Linked DNA regions of Homo sapiens: region 1 is linked to region 2. A link is a contact called in ENCODE Hi-C or POLR2A ChIA-PET data. All regions are on one chromosome and are shown on one strand. Each heading gives the region's core, a stretch centred on a gene start or an enhancer-like site at or near the end of the contact. The rest is flanking DNA. Distances are from core to core; before and after follow the strand shown. Region 1 holds the start of GTF2A2 (general transcription factor IIA subunit 2). Region 2 holds the start of MYO1E (myosin IE).

What was found. Hi-C counts contacts between places; a loop is a spot of excess contacts on that map. ChIA-PET counts read pairs that join two places held with the same protein, here RNA polymerase II (POLR2A). Pooled maps may share reads with other maps.
Region 1: a map of endothelial cell of umbilical vein shows a loop between it and region 2 (7-fold over the local background). The contact joins the promoter of GTF2A2 here to the promoter of MYO1E in region 2. A Hi-C loop is called at or near these places in 1 of 168 maps with a recorded cell type or tissue (endothelial cell of umbilical vein) and 10 of 50 pooled maps. POLR2A ChIA-PET finds 5 or more read pairs at or near these places in 2 of 52 experiments (Panc1 and WTC11).

What each region holds. Positions count from the first base shown.
Region 1 is chr15:59,655,334-59,659,299 of GRCh38, reverse strand. GTF2A2 (general transcription factor IIA subunit 2) reads left to right here and starts at 1,785. Exons shown (of 5, transcript NM_004492.3): 1 at 1,785-1,894. It overlaps BNIP2 (BCL2 interacting protein 2), which reads left to right. Exons shown (of 10, transcript NM_004330.4): 10 at 1-154. RefSeq lists an enhancer at 1,749-1,978.
Region 2 is chr15:59,370,559-59,374,328 of GRCh38, reverse strand. It overlaps MYO1E (myosin IE), which reads left to right and starts at 1,458. Exons shown (of 28, transcript NM_004998.4): 1 at 1,458-1,831. The coding sequence starts at 1,829. RefSeq lists enhancers at 1,170-1,674, 1,675-2,178 and a silencer at 2,194-2,513.

The DNA of each region.
Region 1 (3,966 bases), core at 536-3,035, 280 kb before region 2:
TGTGGTCCCTGTAAGAAATACCAGAGTTGGTCATGATTTACTAAGGAGATGTAATATTTTCTTTGACCTGTTAGGAATATAACTTGTGTCTTGATTTGTTGCACATCATATTTTTTGCAACATTAATGAATTTAAATAAATTAATTGGAACGTTCGTCTTTGTCTTTTTATCACATTTTTCTTTCATTATGCTACTAAATTTTTGCTTTGAATTATCCTATAAACCTCTTAAATAATTTCAGACCTTTACACTTGTTTCCCTTTCTATAGTCTAAGTGCTTCTATTCTTTGGGGATTAGAGAGTTCAGCCTGCTTTATTTTAACATCAAAACAATAATGAAACTTTGTGTTTCATAGTTGAGATTTTTTTTTAATTAATGGGGAATCCAAGGATGAAACCATGAGTGGCTTAAAATGAAAACATGGCTTTTTTTTTTTTTTTTTTTTTTTGAGACAGTTTCGCTCTTGTTGCCCAGGCTGGAGTGCAATGGCGCCATCTTGGCTCACCGCAACCTCCGCCTCCCAGGTTCAAGCAATTCTCCTGCCTCCGCCTCCCGAGTAGCTGGGATTACAGGCATGCACCAACACGCCCAGCGAAATTTTTTTTGTATTTTAGTAGAGACGGGGTTTCTCCACGTTGAGGCTGGTCTCGAATTCCTGACCTCAGGTGATTCGCTCACCTCGGCCTCCCAAAGTGCTGGGATTACAGGCATGAGCCACCGCCCCTGGCCGAAAACATGGCTTAAATAAGAAGAACTTGTTTAGTTCATAGACCTGCTCAGAGGTTCCAGCTGATACCACTTGGTGTTTTTTGTGGTTTTGTTGTTGTTGTTTTGCACATACTCTTTAATCACTATTCAGCTATTTTGTAGGATAAACTGCTCTACACATGACTGCTGGGTTTAAGCCAGTTAGTGTACCATGCACCCTGACACCTAAAACAATTTGTGATTTTGCAAACTTGAAATTTATAGTGAAGTATTTATCTTGCATATTAGATGCAAATTTTAAATATAACTTCTCCCAAATTAAAGTTCTTCATGAACTGGTCACAAACTAAAAACTTTGCCTGCAGCCCTGTTTCGAGGGGTAAAGAAGATACCCTGCTTACCCTGCTATAATTTTTTTTTTTTTTTTTTTTTTTGAGACGGAGTTTCGCTCTTGTTTCCCAGGCTGGAGTGCAATGGCGCGATCTCAGCTGACTGCAACCTCCGCCTCCCAGGTACAAGCCATTCTCCTGTCTCAGCCTCCCAAGTAGCTCGAATTACAGGCATGCGCCACCACGCCTGCCTAATTTTTTGTATTTAGTAGAGACAGGATTTCACCATATTATGCTGGTCGCGAACTCCTGACCTCCGGTGATCGACCCGCCTCAGCCTCCCAAAGTGCTGGGATTAAGGCGTGCGCCACCGCGCCCGGCCCCTGCTATAATCTTTTCAGAATTCGTCTGCAAGGTCTTCAACACTGTTACCCTGAACACACTTCCGGCATGAAATATGAATGCCCTACATTTCTTAAATTGTGCATCTAACAATGGAGAAGATTAGTCTCTAAAAATTATAATTCCCTTAGGAACGATTTAGTAAACCTGGTGAATTACTCGAGCAGAGCGCCTGTCCACCACTTTAAGGCTTCAAGCTCCAGCCCGACGCCCCTCCTTCCCTCTCCACGCCCTTCCCTGACAAGGCTTGAGTGGCGGGCGAGAGCAGGGCTGGGCGGGGCCTCCCGTCCCTCGGGCGGGGTGTCACTTCCAGGTTCCGCGAGCACTTCCGGGTCGTCAGCTCAGTTCTGCGGTTTCTGCGGCGGCTGGAGAGGTGGTCGGAGAAGTAGGAACCTCCTGCCGGGCTCGTGGCGGCTTCTGTCCGCTCCGCGGAGGGAAGCGCCTTCCCCACAGGTAGTGGGTTAGGGAGGGCAGGGTTAGGGAGGGAAGCAGGGCCGCGCTCCCTGCCGCCCCCCCGGAGTCGGAGTGCGTTGGTGGGGTAGTCTCTGAGGGCCCTTCGCTCCTGGGATCTGCCCGTTACCGACCGTTGCCGGCAAGGCCCCGCGGCCGGCACCGGAGAAGGGCGGCGAGGCGGCGGTGATGGTCGCGTCCCGTGGCGGGAGGCTCGTCGTTCACGGGGCGCCCACAGAACCCACCTAGGGGAGGTCTTCAGCCCACCACCGTATTTTCAGCCAGGTGAATGTCTTAAAGCATCCACTAGCGCCCTGTGAGTTTTGCCGAATTTCGGAGAGCATTTTTTAAATGTCTCATTCCTGTGCTTTGTAGCTTGTTGTTTGAAGTCTGCCTTCCAACTTTCTTCGTGCGAACTCCGACAAAAGGAACGAATTTTAAACTTGGTGGTTTAATCAAAAAATGCTAGGACGAGTTACTTCCGAATTTGACTTCTAATTTTCTGAACTGCAAAACAAGAAGGGAACAATAAATTTCTGTGGCTGATACCACATCTAAAAGATTAGAACACTTAACAAGGAATTTTTAAAGAATGTAAGAACATTGAAATCAGCACTTTTAACAAACGTTTAACGCAGGGCTATTTTCTAGATAAACTCAAAAATTTGTCAAATGGGACACGATGCACGATTCTGTATTCCTACTCTGTGGAGTTTTTATCTACCTATTGGGACTTCTTGCCCTTTTTAACCCCCTCTCCCCTCCCACACGCATATTATACTTACTGATATTTGCCTTCGTTTACTGAACAGATTTTTTTTTGGCTCCTATTGTGTGCCAGGTACTGTTCTAGACGCCTATTTTACTTAAGTGAACAAAATAAAAAGCTTTGCCCTCATGGAGCTTACATTCTATTAGAGGATGCAGAAAATAAAATATATAATGGTGTTAGAAAGTGATGGTGCCATCAAAAAAAAAAAGAGAAATATAAAGGAGTACGGGAAAGTTCCAGAGTGGAGGTGGGAACTGGTATTTTAAAGATGACGGTGGTCAGTTTGAGCCTCATTTAGTAGGTGTTATTTGAGCAAAGACTTGAAGGAATTAAGAAAATTTGCTAAGTAAATATCAGGAAGAGCATTCAGGCAGATAGGAAAGCCAATACAAATGCTTTTAGGCCTGTCATGTTTGAGGAATAGCAAGGAAGCCAGTGTATCTGGAGAGGGATGAGCAAGAGTTTTGGGGGTGGAGGGACAAGAAGATAAAGTCAAAGAGATCATGGTAGCCGGATCATTGTAAAGGCTGATAGAAGCCATGGGAGATTTTGAATAGAGGAGAGGTATGTTGTAACTGAAGTTTTAGAAGATCACCCTGGCTGTGAGTTGTGATTAGAGTGTAGGGGTGAGTGTAGAAGCAGGGAAATCATTTAGGAGATTTTTGCAGTAATCCAGATGACGAGAGTGGCCCAGGTCAGGGTGATAACCGTAGGGATGGTGAGAAGTGGTTGGATTCTGAATGCATTTTGAAGGTAGGCCTTACAGTATTTGCTAGGAATTGGATATGGAGAGTGAGATAGAGGGAGTGGAGGATGAAATCAAAGGTTTTGCCCAAGCTCGTAGAAGTATGGAGTTCTTTAAGCCACGATGCAAAAGATAACAAATAGAGATGTTGAGTAGGCAGCTAGATTCAGGAGTGAGAAGTTCTATGCTATATGAATTTGGGGATCATCAGCAGTGGTACTTAAACCATGAGAATAAATGTTATCCGTAAGGAATGGGTGTAGACGGAAAGCAGCAGAGGCCTAAGGACTGTGTCCTGTGATATTAAGAGTTTAGCGAAAACGGGATCAACCAGCAAACAGTATTAAGAAGGATGAACTTGTGAGTTAGGACAATCCGAAAAGGGCAGTGTCCCAGAAGCCAAGGTAAGATCCTGTACGAAAGAGGAGGGAGTAATCAGCTGTGTCCAATATTCTGAGTGAGGCTAGAGAATTAGCTTTAGCATTGCCATTGATGACCTTCACCAACCTGTTTCCTTAGAGTGCTAGAGGCAAAAATTAGCTTAAGAGAAAATAGGAA
Region 2 (3,770 bases), core at 209-2,708:
TAAATGGAATTATATAATATGTGGTCTTTTGCTCCTGGCTTAACACGATATTTTCGAGATTCATCCATGTTGTAACATTTTGTTTACCCTTTTAGACAAGATAAAGTTTAATACCCTTTCTAACTCTATGCTCAGATAGTCAAGTGAAGAGCTACAACCAAATTTCTTTTTCCTTTCTTCCTTTCTTCTCTCTCTCTCTCTTTCTTTCTTTCCTTCTTTTTTTTTTTGACAGAATCTTGCTCTGTCGCCCAGGCTGGAGTAGAGTGGAACGATCCCGGCTCCCTGCGACCTCCGCCTCCCCTGTTTAAACGATTCTCGTGCCTCAGCCTCCCGAGTAGCTGAGATTACAGGCATGTATAACCATGCCGGGCTAATTTTTGTATTTTTAGTAGAGAAGGGGTTTCACCGTGTTGGTGGCCAGGCTGGTCTCAAACTCCTGACCTCACGTGATCCACCAACCTCAGCCTCCCAAAGTGCTGGGATTGTAGGCGTGAGCCACAGCGCCCTGCCTCAACCAAATTTCAGAAAGTATCATAATATCATTATGCTTCATAGTTTCTCTATGCCCTGAAGTTTACCAATTTTATCTTCTACAGATTCCAGGAAGGCAGCCTGTTAAGACTCACCAAATTTACTTCCTCAGCCTCCAGAACAATAAAATCAAACTCCCTACCTTGATTTTAAGATTCTGCTTCCCCCCACCCCGCCCCACCCCAATCTTCTCCTTGGATATTCGACAGTCTGGAATAATGCATTTTTACAGTTCTGATTGTTTTCAGCAGATGTGTTGGCTGAGGTTGGATGGGGTTTCTTCCCACCTATCTCTCCTCTCTCCTTCCCTCTGCCCACTGCACGTGCAACAACTTTTCTGCCATCAAAACGTGCAAAAAAGAAACAAGAAAGAAAGGAAAGAGAAAGAAAAGAAAAACAGAAAAAAGAAAAGAAAAAGCAGCCGGAAGTCTTCCTTTGTTTTCCAAGGAAATTCAGGTAAAAGGAGGGGTGGGGAAATGATATTTTTGACTTTGCTCACAATCCAGACGTAGGAAAGAAAAAGGATTTCCTTTGGGCTGCTGCCACGACTCTGATGTTTTATGCTGATAAAATATTTCCTTCTTAAAAAAAAGTTCTGGGAAAATCATGCCCCTTCAACTTGGAAGCGAAACCCACCCTAACTTTCGTCTTAAAACGCAGCGAAGTGAAAGGTTTGCTCCTCTTTCACGAGGGTTTTGTTCCTTACAGTTCGGGTCTTGCTACCAGGAGCGAGCTGGGTCCGCAGCGTTCTTCGGTGGCTGGCGCGGGAGGAGGACTACAGGATCCAGAGATCTTTGGAAACTCCAGCAGCTCCAAGCTTGTTGGCTACTACGGTTTCCCTGAGGAGTGACGCTACGAAAACAAACCCTGATTGGTCAGGCCTGAGCTGAGTTCTCCATTTATGGACAGATTGCCCGGCCCGAGCCGAGACTCAGCCAGAGGAGTACGGATTAAGTGGCCGAAGAAAGAGGAGTGAGGCAGGGGAGCGAGGCGGACGCTCCGAGCGCATCGGACTCACCTGGGCCGGCGGCGACCGGCGAGTACGAGTGGACTCTTGCCCTCCGCAGCATGCGCCCCGCCTGCTAAGTCGCCGCCGTCTCGCCCTCACCTAGCACCGCCAATCCCGCCTGGATGGAGTCCCCTCTGGGTTCCCATTGGCTCCTGTGAGTGCTTGGGTGTCGGGAGCCTGTTTTTGGCGAGGGGAACCAACTTTTGAAGTTCGCCCAGAAGACTGCGTTCCAGCCCCAGTTCCCCGGCAGCGGGACCCGGCGAAGACGCGACCGCGGCGCGAGTCACCATGGTGAGTTGGCCGCGCCGCGTCCTAGGACGCCGGACCCGGGGACGGGGCAGGAAACCCCGGCGTGGTGCACCCACCTTGGGCGCGCTGCCGGGGCCAGGGGTGGAGAAGGTGGACGCGGGAGCCGGCACGTCGCGAGCTCTGATTTCCTGCCGCTTTCCGTAAACCCGGGCCGGGGGAGAGCGAGCGAGGGGCCAAGGAAAACTTTATTCCAAGTCGGTTTCTGCGTCGCGAAACTTTCTGTGGCCGGGTTGCTATGGCTGCCAGCTGTCGGAAGCCAGGGTGTGGGCGCATCGGCTGCGAGGGGCACGGCGCGGGAGGGGGTCCCCTCCTCCTGCTGGGACGTGGGGGGCGCAGCCGGCAGGGGAGGTGCTCGGAGACTCGCGCCGCAGCCGCTGGCGGCGTCCCCTGCCCTCCCCGCGGCCGTGCCCGCCCCGCCCCGGGCACCCTCGCGCCGACTCCCTCTCCTCCCCGCCGCCGCTCCGCTGCCCGGCAGCGCCCGCAGCTGTCCCGCCTGGCAGCGGCACGCGGGCGGGGGCGGTCCCTGGCCCGCCTTGGCGAGGGGCGGCGCGGGCCGCACAAAGGCAGGCGGGGGCGCCAGGTAGGGCGAGCACCTGGCGGCCGGCGGGCTGTCAAGAGCCAGGGAGACTCGGGCGCGGGCGGCAACCACGCCGCCCCGGACCTGTGCCGGGCGCCGGCCCCGAGGGTCTCCGCGCCCCGGACGCCAAGTAAACACCTCCTGAAGAGGACCCCACCCCTTCCCAAGCGCGAGGGGATCGGGGCTTTTCGGGGATCCAGGGGACGCTTCGCACGGGAAGACGCCCTCGCGAGTTTCGAGTTTGTTGCTGTTTTCCCTTTGGCACTTTGGGAATGTGTGGAAGGGGCCGCCTCTTTGACTTGTGACTTTTCTGCTATTCCAACTCCCCAGTCCAGCTACACTCCCCTCCCTCCCTGTATAACCTTAGCCACCTCCCTTGGGCTTTGGCGTGGTGTACTTTTCTTTGCGGGGCACGAAAGCAAGGACTCTATTTTGAAGAGATCGGCAGTTCATCAAAAAAAAAAAAATCTATTACAAGGCTTCATAGTTTCCACACTTGCTTCTTTTCAAGTAGTCCTGCTTAGGTGGATTATCTCGTCCTCTTCTGGTTTGCTGTTGTTTTCTAATGGCTGTGGAAGAGAAGCCAAGTCAAAATGATAACCAGCACAACACTAATTAAAAAATCGATATCCCGGTGAGCAGCCTGAGGGAAGTGCAGCAGAGGCCCATCGAAACCTGCACACAAAGCTCAGAAGCCCCCTTGCCCCGTGCTGTTTATTCCAAAGAATGATTACAAACAAACATCAACGAGAAACCTTTCAAGGCATCCTCGGCCAAAGCCTTTTCTTTTTACATAGTCCAAAATTAAGTCACTTTTGCCCCATCTAAGAGAACACTTTGTCTATACATTTCCTCTTCTAGTTTTAAGGTTTAAGAAGTCAGTCTACTCTACGTTACTTTTGGACCCCTTCCCTCACCCCAGCAGAGAACCATTCCCATTGGGCATGTGTTTGGGTGAAGCTACCTCACTGGGCACCTGGTCCCTTGAAGCAGTGTGATAGTCCTGGTACTTGAGAATTGCTGTAATCATTTTCCGTGGGTCAATATTTCTTAAAAAAATCAATGTGTTTATGTCAAGAACTTAAAGAATCTTACTGAATTTAAGTACTTGAGTGGTACCTTGAGGAAATTAACTTCCCCTCAGTTAAACTCATTTTTCATGCTGAATGGACTGAAATATACTCTAGGTTGCCTTTTCCGAAACCTGTGATACCATGCTTAATTCAGCCCCATTGCAGATGAAGTAGAGGGTTGGTCAAATGCATGCGAAGAAGGCATGCTGTAGGGAAGAGGTGGTTCTATCTGAGGACAGTGTGTGACTTCCCTATTGATGGGCTCCCTGCC